Linked DNA regions of Homo sapiens: regions 2 and 3 are each linked to region 1. A link is a loop called in an ENCODE intact Hi-C map of the cell type or tissue named here. Cell type or tissue: CD4-positive, alpha-beta T cell. All regions are shown on one strand. Each heading gives the region's core, and the rest is flanking DNA. Links, peaks and the distances in the headings are about the cores only.

The links. A loop is a pair of places that touch in the nucleus more often than their neighbours do. Peaks named below come from ENCODE experiments on the same cell type or tissue, not always from the same donor. Only the 100,000 strongest peaks of a DNase experiment are listed, where the experiment ranks them.
Region 2: it touches region 1 in a loop (3-fold over the local background); 37 of 110 quality-filtered maps call a loop at or near these places.
Region 3: a loop joins it to region 1, with 6 times the contacts of the local background. A loop is called at or near these places in 14 of 110 quality-filtered maps.

The regions. Positions count from the first base shown.
Region 1 is chr2:157,324,927-157,330,042 of GRCh38, reverse strand. It overlaps ERMN (ermin), which reads left to right and starts at 4,219. Exons shown (of 3, transcript NM_020711.3): 1 at 4,219-4,641. The coding sequence starts at 4,401. RefSeq lists an enhancer at 3,786-4,335. In CD4-positive, alpha-beta T cell, for the core only: a CTCF peak has its summit at 2,310 (motif pointing left); a DNase peak (open chromatin) is centred at 2,312.
Region 2 is chr2:157,489,792-157,494,907 of GRCh38, reverse strand. No RefSeq gene overlaps it. Among named protein-coding and RNA genes, the nearest start is that of CYTIP, 48 kb to the right of the region's middle. In CD4-positive, alpha-beta T cell, for the core only: CTCF peaks have their summits at 2,319 and 2,519 (motif pointing left); a DNase peak (open chromatin) is centred at 2,507.
Region 3 is chr2:157,453,165-157,458,280 of GRCh38, reverse strand. No RefSeq gene overlaps it. Among named protein-coding and RNA genes, the nearest start is that of CYTIP, 12 kb to the right of the region's middle. RefSeq lists a silencer at 4,337-4,386. In CD4-positive, alpha-beta T cell, for the core only: no CTCF peak of the experiment used is centred there; no DNase peak of the experiment used is centred there.

The DNA of each region.
Region 1 (5,116 bases), core at 846-3,345:
CTTCAATTTGGAATTTTAATCCCTGAAGTGAACCAATTGGGATGATCCTGTCTCTTCAGGCTTGTTTAGGGTTGCACATTCCCTGGGTCATTGCTCTATTCCTTATAGAAAATTCTATGGGTTATTGGTAGGATTGTGACTGTTGTATGTCAGTCTGACTAGGCTAAACTAAATTTCCCTGAATTTTCTTTCCTGAATGATTCCTGAAAAAGAAACGTGAGCCAAAGTAAACATTGTTCTGTGAGCTTGGTGGGGCGGAAGTGAAGCAGCTATTTTGTAGCTGGCACACACTGCTGCCCGTCTGCTGCCTCACCTGGTGCATGGGCAGCAGCTGGGCCTGCAACTGTTCCACCTCCCTGGATCTTCCTCCAGCTTCTATGATCCTGGGCCGGGCTTCTTTGGGAGGGCATTCCAACCGCTAAGGTCAGAGGCACTGAGAGCCGACGCGGGTTTCAGTTTGCCCCCGTGTGTCCAGCTTATACCTGGGAACCCAGTTTGTTCTTGCTCTCCCCCTTTAAGTTTCTATCCATCATCCCTTCCCAACTTCCTGCCCTGCAGACTTCAGGCTCCAGCATCAAATGCAACAGCAGACATATAGAGGCAGCTTCACTGGCACCCACCATTGTGTAAAGTCAAATCCCTTCTGATTGATCAATCAATTGATCGATTGATAGATGGATTGCTCCATCTCTTAGTGGTTCTGCCTTTCCCTTCCAACCCTAATTGAAACAATACCCCTGTCCCAACTATGTAAGTCAATGTTTGTTTAAGATTGGCTTCAAGCTGCCAGGATCAACATTTTTCTTTTAAATGTATTTCTTGTTTTTATTCAGTGCTCTGTGACCATCTCTTAGCCATAACATTAGCTTGTGGCTTGGCTTTTCACATATGATTAAGATTAAAGATCAAGATTTTATGACTTTTCCCCAAATCCTGATTCTGGACCTAAGATAGCCTTAACATTAAGCATTTGGTATTGGACAAATGGAAAGTGAATATTTACATAATTTTATTTTGATTCTTTATATTCTTATATGAAAATCTTTTCATTACCTTTTTTTTGGCTTTAGATTTAATAATGGTTACATTTGTACAATGTCCTTTAGCATTAAGAATAATAACTAGGGGCCAGGTGTAGTGCTTTATGCCTGTAATCCCAGCACTTTGGGAGGCCAAGGCGGGTGGATCACCTGAGGCCAGGAGTTCGAGACCAGCCTGACCAACATGGAGAAATCCTCCCCGCTACTAAAAATACAAAAATTAGCCAGGCATCAAGGCGCATGCCTGTAATCCCAGCTACTCAGGAGGCTGAGGCAGGAGAATCTCTTGAACCTGGGAGGCAGAGGTTGCAGTGAGCCGAGATTGTGCCACTGTACTCCAGCCTAGGTGACAAGAGCGAAATTCTTCTAAGGAAAAAGCCACAAGATCCAGTAAACTACATAAAATAAAACAGTCATGTTTCATACAGTGAACATTCTGCAATTGTATTTGAAGTAAGGATGATAGTGCAAATTCTAACATACTTTCTAAGTCATAGGTTGTTACAAATAATGGGAGACAACTTACCTCTTTATGAACAAAATAGCCTATGTTTTATCTAGTAGTTGGATAGACTCATCTTGTTGCTAAATGTGTCTCATGTTGCCGTCTACTTGTAGGAAAAAATAATACACGTTACAAACCATTTACCCGACCTCCATTATTCCCTAGGGCAGCATAAAAGCATGTTTTTAAATAAATGTAAACACATGGTTAGCCAAGGATGACAGAACTCTGGATCATTTCTCTATCTTTCCAAAACTGAAATAATTTTAAGGCCATAAAAAATGTCACAGCATGGTTTTAGAAAGAAGGCAATCCAAAAATAAAGACACGAATTCCCATAAAAGCTAGGCTATGGGTATGAGGTGCCCGTTGCCATGGGGTAATAGAAATCTAGGAGTAGGAGAGACAATGAATCTGAACTGTCTCAACTTTGCTATGTCCCTGGATTGAGGTACTTGGCAGCCCCGAGGGAACGGAGTGATTGGAGGCATGACCTTTGGAGCTAATGTATTTCTGTACTCCTGTGTTTATCGCAGGGCATTTGGTTGAATTAGTGCCACTTCCTGCCCTAAGGATCTCACAATCTAGTATGTCCCCATTTGTTCCTAAGCTTGGTCTTAGTTTCTGCATTCTCCCATATGATTCCACTCAATATCTTCTCAACAGTAAGCTTGTAGTTGAATTTCTTGGGAGGACGCTCCCAGAACATCATCCTCAGCAGCTGCAGGGTGTCTCTGGGGCAGGTCTTGAGACTGCCTTAGGCTCTCTGCTGCCCTCTCCTGGCCACAACTGTCTCTACTGCCAAGGTGCTAATGCCGAACCCCTGTGGGATCTCTGGTCCAAGGAAACATCTGCACACAGGCCAGGGATGGCGCTTAGCTTCATCTGTGCTGCAAACTCTCATCAGTAGGCTTGCTGGCTCTGTGACCTTACTAGCTGAACTCCTTAATCTCTCTGCACTTCATTTTTCTAGTCTATAAAATGGAGATAACAACAGCACCTACCTCAGAAGACTGTTATGAAGAGTAAGTGTATTACTATTTATGAGTCAATTAGGACAGTAGCTTGCACATAATAAGTGTGATATGAGCGTTTGTTAAAACAGTTAAACAATCAAACAAACATAGAATTAGAGTGCTGACTAGAGAACAGCTGGTGATGACGCGGGAGGGAGATCTAGGATCTATTAGAGATGTCTTCCAAGGACAAGGGAGAGGGGATTATACAAGAGTGAGGTGTTGTCCCTGATATAGACCTGAATGGGCTCAGCCCTAGACACACTTTTAAAGGTGATATGCTTACTACAACTCTTCAACACCTATTCTTCTTCTCTTTAAAAATGATCTGAAATTTATTCTCTTGGGGATAAAATTTATTGTATATATTATATATATAATATAATTCTTGTTATGTATGTGTATATATATAATTATTTGTGTATATATGTGTATATATATAATTATTTTTATTGCGTGCTACTATTCCAAGCCAGATGCTAAGTGCTGGGGACACATGTAAGCAAGTTAAACTGGCCCCTCGCCAGATGAAACTTAGTTTGCAGTTGGTGAAACAGACATTACAGAGATAATTGTGCAGTTGCTTATTTAGTTACAACCATGAAGAATACTCTGAAGGGCAAAGACAATGTGTAACAGAGTCCTGTCCTAATCCTGGCGGTTAGAGATAGTGTAGTTAAGGAGATGATATTTAAGCTTAAAAACAGAACTTAGGGAAGCTGGTCAGCCCAGGGCTTGGGCTTGAGGAAGAGAAGGGCATTTCACATAGAAGGAGCTGTGTGGGCAAAGGCTCTGGAACCATTTTGTACTATGAGAAATCCAAAAAAGAAAAAGATTTAAAAAGGAAGGGGTGGTCAGTAGCAGTCATTTAACATAATCACCTGTTTCTCCCAAGGGCAGATTGCATTGGTCCTCTACATTTTACCAGCATTGTGTAATATCAGTATGGAATAGAAAGGATTGTAATTCTGATTGGGGGAGGAGAAACCTTCATGGCGATAATTTTATTAGGGTTTTAAAGGATCGGCTGGGCTTCAGCAGACATAAACTAGAGGATAAGAAGCTATAGACTAAGTAAATTACTCTGAAATTATAAAACTTTTGGTATTAGCAAGTTGGTAGAATTTGTTTATTTCATAGGTCCCTTCTCCAGCCTGCTGGAAGCACACCATCAAATCTGCAGCCAGAACCATTTACAGTAAAGTTGTCCTGTTTATAGGTTTTTTCCATAAGCTGTTTTATTTTTTAATAAATAAGAAACAATGCCATTGTCCTTTACAAAATAGCTGAGGTTTTACTTGAACAAAATCTGTTTGGAAATGTTAAGCTGGTTACACAGAACTAATATGCCTCAAGGTGGTCATTCTCTCTGGATTAAAGCTGTGGGACAATTGTGGCTCCTGTTACAGGGAAAATTACAATGGGCCATTATGAAAAGGGACAAAAATCTCTGTTCCCAGAGGGGGACTGACAAGCTGAAAGTCCCTCTCTACATGCCAACACAAAAGCCTGATTGCTTCAGATTGTTTGTTTATGTAAATCAAAAGGATGCCTTTAACTCTGCCAGGGAACTGGCAAGCAACAAAGAAGGTGGTGATTGGCTGGATTCTTGCTCATGGCTCCTGGCAGATCTGACAAATCCTCTTGCTTTTGCTCTAATCTCTGTCTGGATACTTTTAGGAAAAGAACCTTGTTATTATGTACTAAAGTGAATAATTTGTGCTCTTAGAGTAGGAGTTGGAACTATAGGACTTGAAGGCAAGAGCAGGTATCTTATCAAGGATCTACTCACTCAGTTTCCCTAAAGCTCTCTCTCCAGATCGGATTCAACCGCACATCATGACAGATGTTCCGGCTACATTTACCCAGGCTGAGTGTAATGGGGATAAACCACCTGAAAACGGTCAACAAACAATCACTAAAATCAGTGAGGAATTGACTGATGTGGACAGCCCCCTGCCACACTACAGGGTAGAACCCAGTCTGGAAGGTGCACTCACCAAAGGAAGTCAGGAGGAAAGAAGAAAATTACAAGGGAACATGCTGCTCAACTCATCCATGGAGGACAAAATGCTAAAAGGTAAAGTGTTTCCCTTCTCCTTAATTTTCTTGTTTTGACTTATAAATTTACCCTGGATTTTTTTGATAAACTATTATCGAAATGAGCTGGACACCCCAAAAATGTAGCCCTTTATTCTACTACGCATAGTATAAGGACTAAACCTCTGCCTCTGGTGAAATCCAGGCTGGTCTATTTGACAGCTGTGACCCCAGACAACTTTCTGTCTCCCGAAGCCTGAGTTTTTTTCACTAGAAGAAGGCGGAATAATAATAATAACTACAAGTCTAGGGTAAGTATTGGCTAAATGTTAACTACTGTATTTATTATGATTATGGACAGCCCCATATTATTTGAACAAAGAGAATTCAAAATGTTAAAATTTCCTTCTAAATATAACTGAAGTTCTCTGAATTTATGGTTCTATATCTTATATATATATCTTATATAAATATTAAAGGAGAGATTACAATCAATAAAGTGATCATTAAGTAAA
Region 2 (5,116 bases), core at 1,342-3,841, 160 kb before region 1:
GATATTTACACAGTTTCAGACTATCTTCACTAGCTAATTACAAGGGGAAATATTATCTTTATTGTGGAGAAACTTGGCAGACTAACTTAACTAAGCGATCAAAGTTAACATCATCAAAATGTGACACTTTGACAACATGGACTCTCTATATGATGCACTGAGAAGAGTATGGTATCATTTCTGGGGTATTCTTGCCAAAAATACATGAGTTTTATTTAATCATAAGGAAATATTAGACAAACAGATTGAAGAATATTCTATTAAACAGCTGACCATACTCTTCAAAAGTGTCAAGGTCATGAAAAAGAAAAGACTAAGAAACTGTCCCAGATTGCAGAAGACTGAGTAGACATGACAAATAAATGCAACTTGAGATCCTGGATGACATTCTGCATTGAGGGTGGAGAAAGGCCTAAAGAGAGCCAGGCTGGACTTTATGCAATTGGGACAACTAGTTGTTTGAATAATTAATTAGACATGGCTGAAAGAATAATCTGGGAGGTGGTGCTGAGCATAGAATTTAATAACTCCCTTGTAGAACATTGTACTTCTCCAGTGTAACTTTTCTCAAATGATAATGACATGTCCATATCTTTTACTAGAATGTAAGCTCCATGAACACAGAGAGTTGTCACATCTATCTGGTTTGTCACTCTGTCCAAGCGCTCAATGCCTTGCCAATAAACGTGGTTTAAAACATAACCTTAATCTGTGGCTGGTTAAGTTCATGCAAGCAACTTTTCCCCTCACCTCTGCTCTGGGAGGCTTTGCTGGTTGGGTGACTCTTTTTACCTAAGAATGACTAAGGGGTTCATCCCTTTATTTAATGACTCCTTATCTTTCAGGCTCAATATAAGCCTCATCGTTTAGTCAAAAGTGTTAGGCTTTAGAGGCTAGATGGAATTCAAATTCCAGTTCCCTCACTGATCAGCCTACAGCTTAGTTTGGTCTTTCCTCCTCTCCAGGAATGGCTTCCTCAACAGTGAAGAAAGGCCTTTGAATTTTAGACCAGTGATTTTTAAGCTGTTTTTTTTTTAAATTTGTTTTGTTGTTGTTATGATTATTGTGGGTGGATTGTTTGCTTACTTGCAGATCCGCTTTCTTTAAAGGAAGTCTTTATGTAGTATCCAGAGGTGTACATAAATAATACAGGTTAAAATGGCATTGTTTTCATCTGGTTGGAGGTGGGGGGAAGTGAGGGTAGGGAAGTGGTTTTGGGGGTGGTACAAAGCCTGTCCAACTACCCATCCCTTCCCCTAATGCCACCTCACCCTGGGAGCCTTTGAGGTCCTAATCACAAACTTCTAGTCCATAGTTTGAAAAATCTAGAAGTTTGCTACAATTATTCTGCCACCTTCAGAAGCACTGTTCTCTCCTGTGAACTGTGGCATTTATCCTTGCTGTTTTCCATGTTACATTTACCATGCTACTATCTGGACTGGAAGGAATGGGATATATCTTTTTAGACCCAAGTTCTAGTACAAAACCTTCACCCAATAGTTCGCTTACTGTGAAAGTTAATTACACACATTGATTTATTATTGTCATACTGAACTAAATAAGATTCAAGGGGTAAGGGAGAAAATGACTGGGGGCACATAACACCTACCCCAAGAATTGTCCACATGCCCAGTTGCTGAAACAACCTGCTGACACTCTTAAGATTAATTTTACCTACCACCATCACTCACCAATCAGAGCTTGCCAGTCCCCCAAAACTTTGCTAGTGCCAATGAGTTTTCTTTCAAGATAACATAACATTTCTCTTTCCAGTAAAACTTCCAACCTTCTCTTTGTTCTTCAGACATACTGAAGACCACCTCTGTGTGTGTGTATAACTCATATTGCAATTCTGTGATTCCCAAATGGAACAGTGAGTTTAAAGATTCTTCTTTATATTTCATTTGACTTTGACATTGGCAAATGTTTCTTGATGATGACCACTGGTTCAAGGACCTCCAGCAACTTCCTGGAGGAGGTGGCCCGTAAGTCAGGCTTGGGGAGAAGTTGAATTAGTGGGCAGGAGGTCATTGTTCTTGATTAGTGAGGGTTATGCAGGGATGACAGACAGAGGAAGCCATGCAATGGGTAGCTCTTAAGAGTTGTTAGGGACACAGGGAGATAGAAGGTGTGGGAGTGAGGCATGGAGCCCAATAGTGGAGTAGCTCGGCTATGACCTAAGATGGCCTAAAGCCAGAAACAGAAACTATCATGGTATATCTTAAATTAATTCCATAGTGTAGCATCCTCAGCAAGATATTCCAGGAAGGTAATGGGAACTGGCTAGTTTCCAGGTATCTTTAGCTCAAACAAAATGTGAGCAGCCTCTAAGGCAAAACTTTTCTGGACATTTCCAAGGGTACATCCCACATTCCCTATTTTCAGCACAAGCCTGCACTGTATTTCGGATCCAGGTGAGAAGATGATGATTGCTCCAGTGCAGGAACACTGCACCAGGCAACTGCACTGGCTTGGCTAGAGGCACTAGCCAGCTGCTGACTGTTGGTGGGAGTATCCTGCCCTCTGCTGGATTTGGCGGGAAACATGAATTTGCATTGCCTGCTAAAGAATTAAGGCTGAAAGCTTTTAGAACTGAAAATAAATATTTGCTTGTGTGTTGATGAGGTTTAATTAACTTGGGAATGCATTCCTTAAATGACATCGGGATTCTCAGGTAATTTCCAGGTGTCAAGGAAAAAAAATCGTTTTATATCATATACAGACCTCCTGTTCAGTAAATTTGGGTGCATAATATAAAGTGCCAGCATTTTGTTCTGTAAAGAATAAAAGTTGCATCTATAATAATTCTTAAAGTGTTCACATAGTGTTGTAATTTGATGAAAGAATAACAAGAGTGCAGTTAGACTGTTGGGGTTTATATATTAATTCTGCAAGATACTGAATCTCTCTGAGACTCGGTCTCTTTATCTGTAAAAAGATGCCATACTCATCTTGAAGGGTTGCTGTGAGGATCAAGTGAACTAAGAATATTTACAGGAGCACTTTACTATGCCCACTAAAAGTATGTGGTTTTAAACATACATGCTATTCACAGGTTAAATTATTGATTTCCCTGTTTATTTTGAGTAAAACTGAAAAACAGACATCAATGTTTCAAATCTAGATAATGACAGGACTCTTCCTAAAATACTGAAAGAGATCAGCAGCCCCTAATTTTTGCAAGAGCCTTTGAAGATGGGACAACTTTTTACTAAGTAGTATTTATCTCCAATTGCTGGTCATTCTGTTCTGTGCAATCAAGAGAAATGTCTCTATTTCTCACTTTCATAAAGAGAAAAATGGCAGAACCTAATTCTAAGGATAATGTTTTCCAGCAGCCATTGCCTTGGTTTCCTCTCCTTCTTTTCTCTTTTTGATCCTTCCCTATCCCTTTATTCTGTTCTCTTCCTATGTAAGTTGAAATCAGAAATAAGCAGTTTCAGCTGGCATTGTCATTGCTGTTGATGTTTAGCTGTTTCTCATCCTCCTGTAGAAGTTCCACAGGTATATAGTTTTCCCTTCAGTGCTATTATATTTGGAGTAGATAGAACATGGCCCAGGCTCTGAAGTTTTTTGCCATCTAAGGTGTGAGAAGCTGAGTAATAATGGTATTATTAATGTAGCACCTCTCTAATAAAAATAATAGATCTGTTTTCAACTTAATAATTTATTTAATTGATTTTATTCTCTTCATTAACAGCTCTGCTTAATAAAAAGATTTTTTAAAATCCAATTTGTGCAACCAGCTGAAGAGTAAACCCAAGTAATTGATCACCTTGCCAGCCTCAGTAAATGCTATATTGATGTGTTTTAGGAAATCCACGTTCAACAAAGATTTATACTAATTGCTGAAGATAAGAAGGAATAAGATATGATCTCTATACATGATATATTTTGGGAAGAAATTGGCTAAGAAGATATCATGTGCTCTTGAAGAATGAAGTTTTTTAAGTAGAAAAGGTGGGTGTGCGTGTGTGTGTGTGTGTCTGTGTCTGTCTGTCTGTCTGTCTATTGAAGCTGGGTGGGGGCAGGCTTCAAGACAGAGGGTACCAGGTAAGCATCACATACTGTTATGAAAACCTATGCTGTGGCCAGAGTGATAAGGAGGATGAAGATGAGGCTGAGGCTGGAAAGGTACTTTGGGGCCAAAGGAAGGTGCTACTTAACTGCTAAGATGTGGAGCTTGAATTTCATGGGGTATGTGTGTTAACCAATACATTTGAATGTTGGATCAATATTATACCTCCATCATATTCTGGTTCATCAGAGAAGTATTTTTTAGGGAGGAATGTTGGGTTTTAAGTGGCATTATAGTTCTCTACAACTTTAAAAATATATGTAAATTTCTGAGTGAGAACCACAACAGCCTCTATGTTCAGTCCAAACTAGGGTGGGTTAGTGATTCCCTGTGTAACCCAGGGTTCCAGGTTTTTGGGTATGCACTGTGAGGAAATCCCCACTTGTGTCTGTTGTATCTTGAGTTCTTATTTCAAAAATCTCTGGGAAGAAGCTCAGCCCTGGAAAAACTAAAACTGGCTGGATCCAGAGATGCCTGAGTTGGAGAGGAACTTTGGCCAACTCTCCTCATTAACCATAGTAAGAAACCTTGCTCAGGGAGAAGTTTATTTGCCATTTTCTGTACATGCAATGTATGTAGAAGCATGATCAGCAGGCGACTGCACTGCCTTTATGCCACTTCCACATACAATGACTCAGCTAACCAGCCTAGTACAAGTCCTGCTTTTACTGTTGTTCCTGGAGGCACTGCTTTGGGAAACTATCCCAGATGTCCTCCTTCCTTGTTGCAAATAATAAAATCTCCCTCTTAAATACTCCATGGTTGTGCTCATTGGACTGTCTCCTGCCTAGCAGTTTAACCCACCTGTTGTGTGGGTAACACCTCAACAGACTAGAATCCTTAGCTTGCATCTTTAAAAGACAACAGCTTGAGTCCCTTTCAATTCATCAAAAAGCCATGCATTTTTTAAAAGCAGCCACCAGCCTCTTTCATCCAGTTAGTCTTAGACAACCATCTACTCTAAAATATCTGGAGTCCGATGCCTAAAGAATAATTTAGAAACGGCATCAACCCCTTTCTATATCTGACCTGCCATTT
Region 3 (5,116 bases), core at 1,342-3,841, 130 kb before region 1:
GGGAACTTGACACTATTAGATAGGAATAGTTTGGTTGGGAAGACCATATACGGGAGACCAGTTGCCATCTATTGTGTTGTGTTGAGGACTGAACTTTGGGCCTCAACTAGGAAGCTGCTGGTGGTCATGGAAAAGAAGAGAGAGATATCAGACATTCCAGAGGCAGAAGTAACAAAATGAGAAGTCTAACTGAAAAGAAAAAGAGAAGTCTGAGACAAATGAGATGGGAGCTGTGTACCCTACAGGATTGTCCTGGTGAATCTTGTTCTTTCTCTACTTCAATGTGTGCATATCTTGGAGCATGGAGTGGGCTGTGCAAAGCACACTCTTCATTCTGAATGCTCATCTTCTCCAACTTTACATTTCTGAAATCAAGATACGTCTTACCATCTATGGATGTGTTTAATATGGAAATTTTTCTTGAAAGGCAGTTAGTAAATCAACAGTACATATTTTAATTGATGGTACCTTATCATCAAAGAAATAAAGTGTACATTATTGCTGTGTTTGGGTTTTGCTTTCAAAACAAAGTTATTGTTTTGGGTTTTGTTTTTCAAGCAAAATTATTCTATAGTCTTGCAATTAAGCCAAACAGCCTAGAATGCATAAATTACATTTAAATATTAAAGACACAGTAAATATTATCCAACAAACACCTACATTGCCCAAAGTAAAGAATCACTGTAAAAATAAGTCAACTGTCAGAGCTTTGGGCAGATTATGAATGTATTCATCAAATGTTTACTGATGAGCTCTCATGAAAAAGCCACTCTTCTAGGTGCTAGAGGGACAGAAAATAAATGAGAAAAGAATTCTGTCTTGGAGGTGGAGCTCCCAAGAAGAAAAAACAGGTATACATAATTTTAACAAGGCAAAATGTGATTTATCATAAGAGAGATCCCCAAGTTGTGCTTTGGATTATTTGAAGAGGGGATGCTCATGTTTGCTTGGGAATATCAGACGAGACTTCAGGGAAGATGTGGCATTTAAGTTGGGCTAGGAGAGTGGGGAGAATTTCTGTAGCTAGAGGTCAGAACCTGGAAAGGACCATGTTTGTTCAGGGAACACAGCAGTCCAGAGTAGTTGGAGTGTAAACCATAAGCAATAACAGTGATAACTGTAGGATGCATTTGCTGAGCAATTACTATGTACCAGGCACTGTTGTGTTTTACTTTGTGATATGCAGTGTTATTGGTCCCATTTTACAGATGAGCACACAGAAGCACAGTTAAATAACTTGTGCAAGGGGCTAAGAGCCCAAGCATCACCAGTAGGCTTTACTTCTTTCGTAAGCAGGACACATGTAAGAGCACGCACACAGTGATGTTCAGCTATGAAAGAATGCTGAATACAGGTCAGGGGAGGTGTTGCAAACTTATGTTAAAGAGTTTGAAGTTTATTCTATAGCCAAAGTGACAGCATTATCTAGATTTGGAACACTATGTCACTATCATCATGGTGTGTATAGTAGAATTGAACCATAATTGTCTTTAGTAATATGGTACCAGGAAAGTGTAGAATTGAACCATAATGGTCTTCAGCAATATAGTACCAGGGAAGTGTAAATTGTGTGTCAAATTCTAGCATCTTTCAGGGGACATTTAAACTCCTAAATTTTCATAAGACTTTGCATTCTCAAAGACCTTTTCTATTGCCTATGTCATTTATTTTGATTCTCATAATGATGTGGCATTTCTTCCTGTATTGGTTATAAGGGGAAATGTACCCCAAACTGGCACTGATTTTCTCAAAGCTCTATGGCTGACAGGTGGTGGAGCCAGGGAAAGAAACAAGGTATCTGGAGCCTGGATAATTGCTACTGTCTTCTGCTTAGTCCTTGGCGCTTTCTTCTTTTTACTGGTTTTGTCTCAACAATCCCCCTTTTTACAATCAGAGGTGTAAATGAGCATGTGTATGAGAACTGATAGGTTTGCTTGACACTGCAAGTCAGTTCTCCTAAGCAGAAGATAGTATTCTTACCAAGCAAGAGAAGTGGACCATTCTCTGGCTGACATTAGCAGAAGCAGGAGGTCAGGTGTTTGTCCCGTAGCTTCTGTACATTTCCGTTGATGAGTAGGGAGCAGTCCTAGCTGGCTACCTCTGGAAACTCAGTGTCTGGCTAACACGGTGAAACCCCAAAATTTATTTTCTTACAGTTCCAAAGGTTAGAAGTTAGAAATGGAGGTGTCACCAGGGCATGCTCCCTCTGAGACTCTGCACAGAAGCCTTGATTCCCTCTTCTCTGCTTCTTGTGGTGGCTGTCAATTCTTGGTGCTTTTTGACTAGCAGCTACAAAGTTTACAATCCCAAATCTGCCTCTATCATCACATGGGGTTCTTCCTGTGTGTCCATCTTCACATGGCATTTTAATCTTCTTATAGGACACCAGTCATATTGGATTAGGGCCCACCGTAATGACTTCACCTTAAAAAGACCCCATTTCTAAATGAGGTTACTCTTACAGGTACCAAAGGTAAGGATGTCAACGTATCTTTTTAGGGGGACACAATTCAGTCCATAAAAGATAGAACCAATAATTGACAATCTTCCTTTTATTAAGGTTAGCTATATACTTGTCATCACTTTCTCAAGATTGTAAACTTCTTAGGCGTATGAGCTGAGCTCTAATAGAAGAAATACTTTGATCCTCTTTGGTAAATCCATAGTATTGTTAGAATTATTGTTTTAATTGTAATCACACAAAACCTTTTTTGTCAGTCTCTATCTTTCCTACTTGATTTTTTTCCCCATGAGGGCATGGATCTGGCTCATTTTTACATTCTCACAGGGTTAGCACAATTAACAGGAGACAGTATTGCAGAGTGGCTAACCTTCTCATGTTTGGAAAATGATGATATGGTTTCTAATTCTGGCTGTTCTGGGTCTTAGCTGTTAACCTTAGGCAAGTATGTTGGCTTCAGAATCCTCATCTGAAAAGAATGATAAATATCATACTCTTCTTACGGTTTGTATGAAATTGGAAACATTTTGCATATTGCCTGTTATTATAAATATATACTCAGTAAGTGCTTGCAGAATTGAATTCAAGGAGGCCAAGCAGTCTAGTCATAGTTCTGCCATTAAATTACTCTATTCCTTTGAGCAAGACTGCCATCTTTTCTGAGCCTTCATTTGTTTACCTGCAAACTAAGGGAGTAGATGAGATGACTCTAAGATCCCTTCCAGTCTGTAAATTCAGCTAGTGTCTTCTTAGGACTTCAATAATACATATACACACTTACATATACACATATGTATATACATATACATATATACACATACATATACAGAAATAAATAAATATATGAGATATATATATATATATATATATATATATATATATGCAGTCAGTCCTCTGTATCCATGGGTTCCACATCTGTGAATTCAATCAACAATGGATTGAAAATATTAGAAAATAAAAATGGATGGTTGTAGCTGTATTGAACATGTACAGACTTTATTTTCTTGTTATTACTTCCTAAACAATACAACTATTTGCATAGCATTTACATTGTATTAGGTATTATGAGTAATCTAGAGAGGATCTGAAGTATATGGGAGGATACGCATAGATTATATACAAGTACTACATTATTTTATATAAGGGACTTGAGCATGTGTGGATTTTGGTATCTGCAGGGATCTTGGAACCAATCCCCCACAGATATCAAGGGATGACTGGAGATATACAGATGGAGAGAGAGAGAGAGAGAAAGAAAGAGAAATATATATATGTATTTGATATATATAGCAAACCAATATATACTCGATTCTATTCTTTACTGAGGAGTCTAACAAATAGTATGGATTTATTAGAGGGCTATATTGTTATTGGTTTCTCTCCTGTGCTTACTACCCTGAACTGTATATATTTGACTTATGTCAATTAAATAAAATTTGAGAAATGTTTATGGCTGCCTATTATAAGTCAGGCTCTGTGCTAGGTTATGGGCACCCAAAAATGACTGGTATACTATTCCCTGTGTTACATTTGAATCTCAAAACAATTGAGGTTTCATATCTTTTTTTACAAATTGTAAACAGTCAGGAAAAGAAATAAAATAGAGGATTCTGGTTTTCTAAGAAGTTACCTTACTGATCTTCTGTAGTTCCTTCTGCTACACACACACACACACACACACACACACACACACACACACACACACATAACTTTCTAGACTCTGAAAACAAAAGTGGAGAAGGTGAGGATCATTCCAACTGTTGCTTCCTATTGGCCTTTCTCTGCCGATCCACTTACCATTCTCAAAGACAAGTCCCCTATAGGGGGCAGAGCGAATCCAGGCAGCTCCAGAAGGTAAGCAGAGTGGAGGAGTGTCTATTTGGGGAACACTAAGGTGAAAGTTCTCCCTAGAGCTCGTCCATCCACATCTGGATGTGACTTATCACCTTTATTCAATGGGTTGAGTTGGGACCTCCCTAGTCGGTAATATTTGAACTGGGATTTGGAGAGAGAGAGAGAGAAGACAAATGAAACAGGCCAAGGGGAACAGTGTTTTGGGCAGAAGAAGCAGTGAGTGCAAAAGCCCTCAGGAGGAACTGCTTCCTGCTGGAGGAACAGAAGGAAGGCCAGCGTGACCAGGGTGATATGAAGTTGTAGGATCTGCTAGAACATGCAGGACCTTGAAGGATAGGGTAAGGAGTCTGGATTTTATTTGAAGCCCTGGGGAAAATCACCTAGATTTCATGCTGGTGTTTTGTTGTTCCAAGTATTACACAAAATTCCAGTCCCCAAACAGGTTTCTTGCTTTCTAAGAAGTTACTTTCTACAGCCCTGAAGCCCTTGCCGATTCTGTGGGGCTGCCTGTCCACGCCCATTGGGCAGGAGTTAAGATTAAGTAAAAGCCAAGCCCTGAGTGTGACGCAGGATGCTAAGTAAGGGAAGAGGAAGGAACTCTGTCACTTGTTTACCTTGAATTTTGACAGAAGATTTGGATTTCGAAATGGAACTGTGTGTGTGGTAGGGAAGGGTGGGGGTAATAAGTGAATTAGACACTAGAAAACTGCCACTTTAGAAACAGTGGATTTCAAAAGAACACACCAATGCCCTTTACCATCACAAAAATTAATGGCTACTCTCTGCTACTACATTATTTTG